2 separate regions of the Mus musculus genome follow, and region 1 is linked to region 2. A link is a contact called in ENCODE Hi-C or POLR2A ChIA-PET data. All regions are on one chromosome and are shown on one strand. Each heading gives the region's core, a stretch centred on a gene start or an enhancer-like site at or near the end of the contact. The rest is flanking DNA. Distances are from core to core; before and after follow the strand shown. Region 1 holds the start of Pdlim4 (PDZ and LIM domain 4). Region 2 holds the start of Irf1 (interferon regulatory factor 1).

The links. A loop is a pair of places that touch in the nucleus more often than their neighbours do. ChIA-PET counts read pairs that join two places held with the same protein, here RNA polymerase II (POLR2A).
Region 1: a loop to region 2 is called in a map of Patski, with 2.6 times the contacts of the local background. The contact joins the promoter of Pdlim4 here to the promoter of Irf1 in region 2. A Hi-C loop is called at or near these places in 1 of 37 maps with a recorded cell type or tissue (Patski). POLR2A ChIA-PET finds 5 or more read pairs at or near these places in 2 of 5 experiments (Patski and embryonic stem cell).

What each region holds. Positions count from the first base shown.
Region 1 is chr11:54,067,630-54,071,897 of GRCm38, reverse strand. Pdlim4 (PDZ and LIM domain 4) reads left to right here and starts at 2,881. Exons shown (of 7, transcript NM_019417.3): 1 at 2,881-3,058. The coding sequence starts at 2,966.
Region 2 is chr11:53,767,932-53,772,645 of GRCm38, reverse strand. Irf1 (interferon regulatory factor 1) reads right to left here and starts at 2,632. Exons shown (of 10, transcript NM_008390.2): 1 at 2,368-2,632; 2 at 1,271-1,362. The coding sequence starts at 1,357.

The DNA.
Region 1 (4,268 bases), core at 1,632-4,131, 300 kb before region 2:
AGGAAAGAGTGCTGTGGTTTCCTCTGGCCTTGGACAGCCCTGGCTACACACAGAGGACCTGGGCATCACGCCCTGAACTACTTGGGGCTCCTTAGAAGGACAAGGCCCCTAAGTGTGGTCTCTAAGGCAGCATTCTGCCGAGCTCCCTCATACCCTCCTCTGCTCTTTCTGAATCATGGCCAAGGTCTAAGCTAGGATAATGACTCCCATATCAGTTCTGACATTGTTAATAGCAAATATGAATACCCAAGTTCTCTGTTGGGTGCTGGAGAAAGTGAGACAGACACAGTTCTTGCCCTATGGTGCCTCAATCCTAGACCTTGGCAGCCCCAAGCCTTGGCATATGAAGGCCGGCCACTCAATACATTTTTGATGAGTGAATGGGGAAGGTTTGAAATGAGCAGTCTGCTTACACTCAGCAGTCCATGTGCCTGAAGACATATGAAGGCCACTAGGGTAGAGGTGAGCCATGACCAGCCACCACCCATCCCCACCTGAAGCAAGCCTCTAGCTTGGACAGCAGCCTCGTGACTTGCTACATCACCACCATAAAGATTCAACACAGCAATCCTCCAGGACCAAAGCCATCAAGACAGGAAGGGAACTACAAAGCCTTCAGCTTAAGCCTACAAAGCCTTAGTCGTGTTGGAGGGGCCATATGACCTGACACTGAGTTGACCTACTGCTCCAACCTCAAGTTAACTCAGAAGTAGCCACACTGCTAAGGACTACCCCTACCCTCCAGGACCACAGCCTACCCAGGCCTCTCTCCTATAGGAAGGTGCTTTTAAAGGTGGGCTGCTGATGCTTTCAGGTCAGGGATGTCACCAAGAGCCCACGTGGATGATGACAGCCACAGGCCTGGATATCTATCGTGCATCCTTCTAACCTGCCCAGGCTCTGCACAATGCTGATATAGCAGAATCTAGAACCATCCTCCCCACTCCCCCCTCATCTCCAACCCCGTGAGAGAAGCCTCTGAAGAAAGATGGCAGCGAGGTCATCCTCAGGAAGGCCCTCCTCCAAGAAAGTAATGTGAGTATTCAAGATGGGAAAGACAAGTCTTGGGGAGGTGCAAATCAATCGAGAGAAACAAGAACATCTGGGAAAAAAAGTTCCCAGAATCCACTATGAGGTGCATTGGAAAGGGAGTTTCCACAGATTCCTGAAGAACTATGTTCGTCTCCCCACCACTCCCCACCTCCCCTGCAGCAAGGTTCATTGCTGTCACATATACTGTGGCTCTTGAGGGTCCAGATGAGAGGTCTCTGACCACGGCCCATGCTCTACATTCAACCCTCAGGACAACCAGTGGTTGGTGGTTGAACCCCTTCTACTCCACTTAGAAGGATCCAATGGCTGGGAGCATCTGGTTGCCAGCCCCCAGAGACCATGCAGGGACCATTCTGTCGGTCCTTCCCATATGCCTGTCAATGTGGGACCCCTGTTTGCATGAAGCCGAGCACAAACCTCTGCCACACAGTATTGCGAGCCCAACATCTGTGTGTCCCTCTCACTCTCCACACACTCAAGCATGCATCCGTGTCACACACTCAATCCATGTCACTCCTCTCCCACCTGAGGGGATAGCAGCACCCTCCCTACCAGGAGGACATCCCGGCCTGGGACCTCCTACTTGGTACCTCTCAAGCGGCCTGGGATCTCCTACTTGGTACCTCTCAAGTTGTCCTACTCTTTGTCACCAGGAAGACATCAGGACAGACACCCCTACATTGTAGCTCTCTGACAGTTCTTCTCTTTTCCAGATGTAGGAGATTCAGTGGTCCCTCTCATCTCTTACCCTGTGAGCATCAGCATCACACACACACAGTCCGAGTCACTCACGTGTCACATGTCACAACAGGGTAAGAGAGAACACAGGGTTGCCAAGAATATTGACTAACTAGGATCTTGCCTCCTCTGGGTATGGAGAAGCAATTGATGGCTGATGTGGTCAGACTGAGGTACCCAGAGAGTAGTCTGGCCAAACCATTGTACCTCCAGAAGCTGTTAAAGGACATCCGGGCACACAGTGGTTGGAAGTGAAGACTTGGGGAAGAGAGGAGCCCTGGAGAGTGGGGTGGGGGCGAGCTCCAAATACTTCTGCTCCTCCACTGGGAGACAGGCACTGCTCCAGCCTGCTCTCCTTTCCAGAAAGCTAAGAGATACAACACCCCTGGCAGACAAGATGACCTGAAGGGAGATGGAAACAAGACAAGGCCCAAGAAGCCGAGGGTGGGGGGTGGGGTACCTGGAAAAAAAAAACATGCGCCTTGCTTCTAGATGCCAGAAAAAGGTCAACTCCTCTAGGAGATCAGCTTTGCCTTTGCAAACTAGTTTGGGCACCTTTCTATTTCTACTGCACCCACGCCCCCCGTAGCCCACCAAATAGATCCATGGCCTGCTGCTGTCTTGGGTCTGTGTCCCTAGTCCAGGGCTTCTCAAGCCCAAGGTTCTAAGTGTGCCGGTGTTCAGAGGGTTCCATGCGCTGAAAGGTGGGGAGGCAGGTTGGCCCGCCAGAACGTGGAAGTGGTTTGGGAACAAGGCACGGCCCCATCCCCCATCAGAGCCACCGCAGTCCTGCATCCCTCCCCGGGCTAGAGCACCGGCCCGTAAAAGCGACTTCAAAGGGCCGGTGCCTAGTGTCTGAGTTTCCACAGCCTGCTCGGCTCCTCAGCCAGGCAGAACTCAGACATCCAAGCGGACCCTATTCTGGGGGCTTCAATAAGCGGGTGGGGGGTGCGGGGTTTAGCCTGGGAAAGTGAGGGGCGGGTCCTCGGAGCCCCCAAAGTGGGAGGGTCGGGAGTCCGCGGGACCAATCGGTGTGCGCGCGGGGCGCGGGCACGAACGGAGGGGGGATCGGGGGCGGGCAGCCCGGGGGCGGGGCGCGGCGGCCAGGCGGCGGCAACAGCGGCGGCGACTCCTCCGTGTCCGGCTCCAGCTCTGGCTGCAGCTCCGGCCCGCGATGACCCACTCGGTGACCCTGCGCGGCCCTTCACCCTGGGGCTTCCGCCTGGTGGGCGGCCGGGACTTCAGTGCTCCCCTCACCATCTCGCGGGTGAGTCCGACCCCCGCGGGGCAGCGGGGTAGTCCCGGGGCTTAGACCTTGTCCTTGTAGTAGACCCAGGACCCAGATCCTCGACGTGTCGAAAGCTTGAAAGCAGAGTGTTGGTCTTGGTGACCCACATAATGTGAAGGGGGGTTCCAGCAGGGCAACACAGTCCCACCCCGCTTCCCGCACAGCCTGCCTGCCCCGTTTGGTGGTGAGAATCCCCAAGAGTTCATACACCAACTTCCCGCTGCTAAGTTTCTTTAGGGGAAGTTGCTGTGGGCCAGGGAAGAACCCTCAGACATGGGCCAGGAGTCTGGACAGCTCTACAGAGGCCCAGAAACTCCTCAGATCCAACCCTGCCTGAAGTTTTGGGGCAAAGTAACTGAAAACCCACTTCCCCTGTTAAAGGTCCGGGTGGCCTTAGGAGGGTCTTGCTGTCCTCGGAAGTCCACCCACTTCCCCACTCTGAACTTCAGTTTCTCCTCTCTGGCCTCAGTCACTCTGGGGGAAGTGACCAAGAGGGACTGTTAGCTTCCAGGCAAGGGGGAGACAATGAGGCATGGTTCCCCCTCCTTACAAACCAACACAAAGCCATGGACCAGGACAGCCTCAGCCCAGTTCCCCACGGGTCCCAGGATCATACCCTGCTCCTAGATCTAAGGCAGAGGCAAAGAGGAGGGGGCACAGCCCTGGAGAGGGAGTTGGTCTGAAGATAGAGCAGGGAGGAGCTCCGGCCTGAGGCAGGGATTCCCCAGCCTTGGAGCCAAAAGAGAAGAGAACCCAGGCTCTGCCCTTAGTGGCTCTGGGTCCAGAAGGAGGGGACAGATGTGGACATCCCTTCACCCCACAGAGGCTGCTTGAGTCTTTGGGGAAGTGTGTCGGGGGACTGGAGAACCACTTTGCTGCTTCTTCTGGCCCTGAAGGCTGGGCTAAGCTTTCGAGATTTCTTTTTCAGTTCTTGGGAAGAGGTAGTCACTGGGTGGGTGTGGAATTGTGGAATCCTCTATATGGGGGCCTGGGTGACAGGCAGGACCAGCTGTCCTAGGAGGCTTCCAACATCTGTCTTTACCACTAGGTCCCTGGGGCCAAGTGAGGTATGCCTTCAGCACATCCCTGTGACTTTCATCTCCTTGTTCTCCCTAGAGATCCCCGCTGGGGGTGGGAAGTGGGGGGGGGGGGGCAGAGCATCTATGTCTGCCTGGTGGGTCTGTGTATC
Region 2 (4,714 bases), core at 1,383-3,882:
CAGCACCAGAAGCTCAAAGACACCCCTGCCCCACACTGTGGATGTGCTGAGAACCTAAGCAGCACCCCCTTCTCAGCCCTGGCCTGGCAGGCCTTGGATGCTTCTCTCTGGCTACCGAGCATTGGAACATGGGACCTTCTTGCTTTAGAGTCTCCTCAGGACGCCTGGCACAGTGACTCCTACATAGATAGGCTCCTGCTCATACTCCCAAGGGATCCCTGAACCAGACCTGGGTGAGGGCTGCCTATGTAATATTGCCCTACTCTTCTCCCCTTAGGTAAGACATAAAGAGAAAAGGTTTGTGTATGTGTGGGGGTGGGTGGGTGGGGGACTGTTTGTTTTTAATAAAAAGTATGTATGGGAACAACAGCCACCATGAGTTAAGTTTTTTTTTAGTTCTGTTTTTTAAATTTTTATGCGTGTATTGTGAGTGTGTGTGTGAGAGAGAGAGAGAGAGAGAGAGAAAGAGAGAGAGAGAGAGGAGAGAGAGATACAAGCCAGGGCACTTATGTACAGGTCAGAGGCCAACCTCCTACCATGAGAGGACTCTAGGGATCAAAGTTAGGCCTTCAGGCTCACTGGAAGGTGGTGCCTTTACCTGCTGAGCAAGCTCACCAGCCCCAAGATCCAGGAGGCTCTTACCACCACCACTCTTGTTACTGCTGGTTAACTGTATACTATTTCAATCAAGTTGGTTCAAGTTGGTCTTGGGTTTCACACTTTTTACATGACTTTGTAATCTACCTTAAAGTGCCTCAGTTTCCTTACGCGAGACCCATCTCACAGGATTACTATGCCGGTTAAAATGCACAATTTGGTAACATATCAAAAAAGGTGCCAAGCACATATTAATTATCACCAATGCTACTGCTGCTGCTATACTGCCATGCATGCCAGCTGTGGCTTCTTGGGTCTCCTACGTAACTAGTCCCGTTCCTAACCACTATCGACTGCTTTTCTGTCTGTCTTGTCTATCCAACTGGAGCCATGTAAGACTTATGTATACAGTGTTTCTCTTGGAAGAGAGAGGAACCCAGGCTCTGCAGAAGCTGAGAAGTTTTGGTGCTGAGGACTGTACCACTAGGAGGGTGAGCTGGCCACAGCTTCAGGAAGGAAGAAGCAGGAGGCAGAAGTCAGACCTTGCACGTTCTGGCATGCAGCACCCACTGGGAAATACATTTTCCTGCTCTCTTAACGTTCACTCATGAAATTTGGCGCCCCAAGAGAACATGCATTAAACAGTGGCAGGAATACGCAGGATAACACTCACTTTATTGATCCAGATCAGCCCTGGGATTTGGTTGGAATTAATCTGCATCTCTAGCCAGGGTCTCATCCGCATTCGAGTGATTGGCATGGTGGCTGGAGGGAAAAGACAGAGGCCTGTGTTTGGAGTCTGTTAAACAACCCTGGGCACTGCCCTGCTCCACCCAAGGCCGCTCGCTCAATTACCTTCTCCTGTCCTCACACCCAGGTCATTACCCTCCCCCACTCTCCTGCCATCAGCCAGGTACCCAGGTCATAGATTAGGGACCCTGAAGTAGAATGAAACTCTCCAGCATCATGGGCAAAGCCACCTGCCCATTCTTTTCAGTCTCTCCCAGTCAGTCTCAGGAATAAACAACCAAGCAAGTCTGGATGGATGGATGGTTGCAGGATATATGTGCAAAAAAAAAAAAAAAGCCAAAAGACAGACATCTCAATGACAGAACTTTTCTCTCAAAATTCAATCTTTGGAAGAAGGAAGGGACTACTTTTGCTTGTCACCCCCAGCCCTGCACCTTCCAGGCTGTGCAAGCAAGCAAGTCAACCTCCATCTCGGGCACTTCTACCCACCCACTCCAATCCAGTCTATGTCCCCTCTTGACAGCCAGTGCCCACAACATACAGGCTGGGGCGCAACCCCTTCCGGCCTGGTTTCCCCTGCTGTTAAGAGAAGTGGCGCAAGCAACACCTGTGGCACCTCCTCCCGAAAGCCCAGTAGTTCACGACCCGGTCCAGCCAGTCAAGGCAGCGAGCCAACCTCTGCACCGAACACTGCGCGTCCGAAAGCAAGAGCTGGGAGCCAAGCTGCGACCGCCAAAAGTGCGCGCAGGCGGACATCCGAGTCCCCCGGCGCTGCTCGCGGGTGCGCGCGACGGCCACTCTGGGCTACCAAGAGGCCCCGCAGCGGCTCCGCGCACGCAGACCGCCGAGCGCGGCCAGAGGGCGGTGCACGCCGCGGCCCGCCTCCCGCCCGCTTGCAGCGCCCTCCCGAGCCAGCGCGCCACCGCGACCCAGGGTGTCTCTGGCCCCCACTTCCTGGTGTCCCGTGCGCCTTTTGTTCCACGGCACCCGTCGGTGCCCGCGCAGCTCCGGCGAGCTCACCTTTGCTGCAGGAGCGATTCGCAGAGGGTGCCGGAGAGCGAGGCACGGAGTTGCGGTGTAGGTACGCGATGCGCGCACGAAGCGAAAGATGCCCGAGATGCTGGGGTCCCTCTGGCCACCTCGGCTGACCTCGGCGCAACTCGGCCCGGTTCGGTTCGGTTCGGTTCGGTTCGGTTCGGCTTAGACTGTGAAAGCACGTCCTACCTCGACGAAGGAGTGGTGCGCACTGGCGAGTCCGCGGCGCCGCGAAGAAATCTAAACACTTAGCGGGATTCCCCGGCCCGGACTCGGCCACGCCCCCGCCGCGCCGCTCCTGCGCGCCCATTGGCCCACTCGGCCTCATCATTTCGGGGAAATCAGGCTGTTGTAGAGCTAAGCGGCGAAGGGGAAGTACAAGGCAGCTGTGCTCCCCACCCCCTCGGGCCCGCGCCACCGCCCCGGGGCTACCGCGGGCCCGCCCCTTGCTCCACTCCACTCCCCTGCCCCCTTGCCTGTCTTGGAAAGCCGAGACCGTCCCCCTCTTTCTGCAGACTCCCAGCCTGCTGGCTCCTATGATGGTCTTCCCCTTCTCCACGGGAGACACCTAACTCCCTATGTCTCTAGAACACCTGATTCCCTCTCCAGAAGGGTCCCCGGGACTAAATCACCCTCAAAATCAGTCTGGTAATGAAGTGTCAAGAAGGGAGAGATTATGTCCCTGTACCGCCTTACTTGCCACTTGGCTGCTCTGGGAAATTGAGGCAGAAGGCCTAACTTGGAAATACGGGGCAGTAGGAACTCCCAGCCTGGACTCTGCAGGGCCAGCCGTTGAAGGACTCAAGGACTCCGTAACCATAAAATGTCAATAGCTCACTTGCTAGTCTGAAGTGATGGGGGAACACCTTGTCCTTATGGGGAGAGATGATGTGTTTGCTTACATGGGCACAAGATGCGGGTGTGCTTTCCTGTGCCACACGAGGTTCTAGCTAGCGGTGACCAAGGCGACCCTTATTCCTTGGGACTACCTAACACCAAAGAAGTGGATAAAATTCCGAAGTGGCCGTGGTTCCTTCTATGACACCTACTTCAGCTCTCCATCCTCGACGTAGCCCTAGGGAGAGAGTTCCTCTCTGATAGTCTTGAAGTCATTTCTGAGTCCCCAAAGCCTGGCTCTGGAGAAGTTCTGGGCAGCATAGGGAAATTGTGGCTAAGGGGGGACCCAGGTCCCAAGGGGATGGCAAGGGCAGCGGGTTAACTGGTGTTCACGAGTAAACCTTGCCAGTTTGTTCTTTCTCTTAGCGGCTGGGCTAGTGTATACATGTTCCATCTCCGAACTCTGGCCCCTCAGGCTTCTTCATTCGCTTCCTCGCAGCTTCTGACTCACAAGTACATCAGTCCTCTACCGTGTCATTCTCTTGTGTCACCTTCCTCACCCTAGCTGTCCGTCTAGGACAGCACCCAGTTTGAATGTTGCAAGCTGTAATACACACATCAATGGACGATTGTACCTGTAACGTCACTGCCTCATAGACGAGCTAGGAGATTCAAGGTGGCAGGAGGATTTGGAAGGAGGAATTGAGACTCTAGAATAAATACGGAGGTATTTGAAGTCGCAAATTAAGAGAATCACTAGAGACCAGGGCCTTCTGATCACATGACTCTGAATCTGACACCTGCTCTCTGTGCAACAGATGTATACTTGCTCTGTGGAGACACTCTGACCAGCCAATGGAAAATTCAAAATGAGATTAGGGAGAGAAACTTTGTAACTCTTGAAGCCCACAGAGACCCTACTGAAAGCAACCAGAGACTACAAATTACATCAAAATAACTGTGTGGGTATACATAATGAAAGTCAGCCTGTGTCCTGGAATGTCCATATGCAGCCTTGTTAGTGATGGGTACCTGTTTTCTGTCATAAGGATAAATAAAAATTTACCCGATAGATAAATACCCTGTTGTAGGACATTTAGGTTATTTCCACCTTTTCCCAATAGAGACAACACTGTGAGCAAAGTCTCTACACACACACTAACAGTCTTCTGCTTAGGAGATGTCCCTGTCCCACCCTCACTGCTACGATTTAACAGTGAAACTGACCATTTTCATCTTTTAAATGTTCTATGCGAGGTTTTTCCCACTTTGACTTTAGGGGTTCTCCTTTTTTAAAATTTATTTATTTATTTATTTATTTTTATTTATTTATTTATTTTTGGAAGAGGGTCTTCTGTAGCCTGGGTTAGCCTTAAACAACTCATCTTCCTGCTTCTATTTCCTAATGCTGGGATTACAAGTCGGTACCACCATCTTGCCTGGTACTTGATTTAAAATTATAAATAATATGCCTATGATTGGGTATAGGGCTATG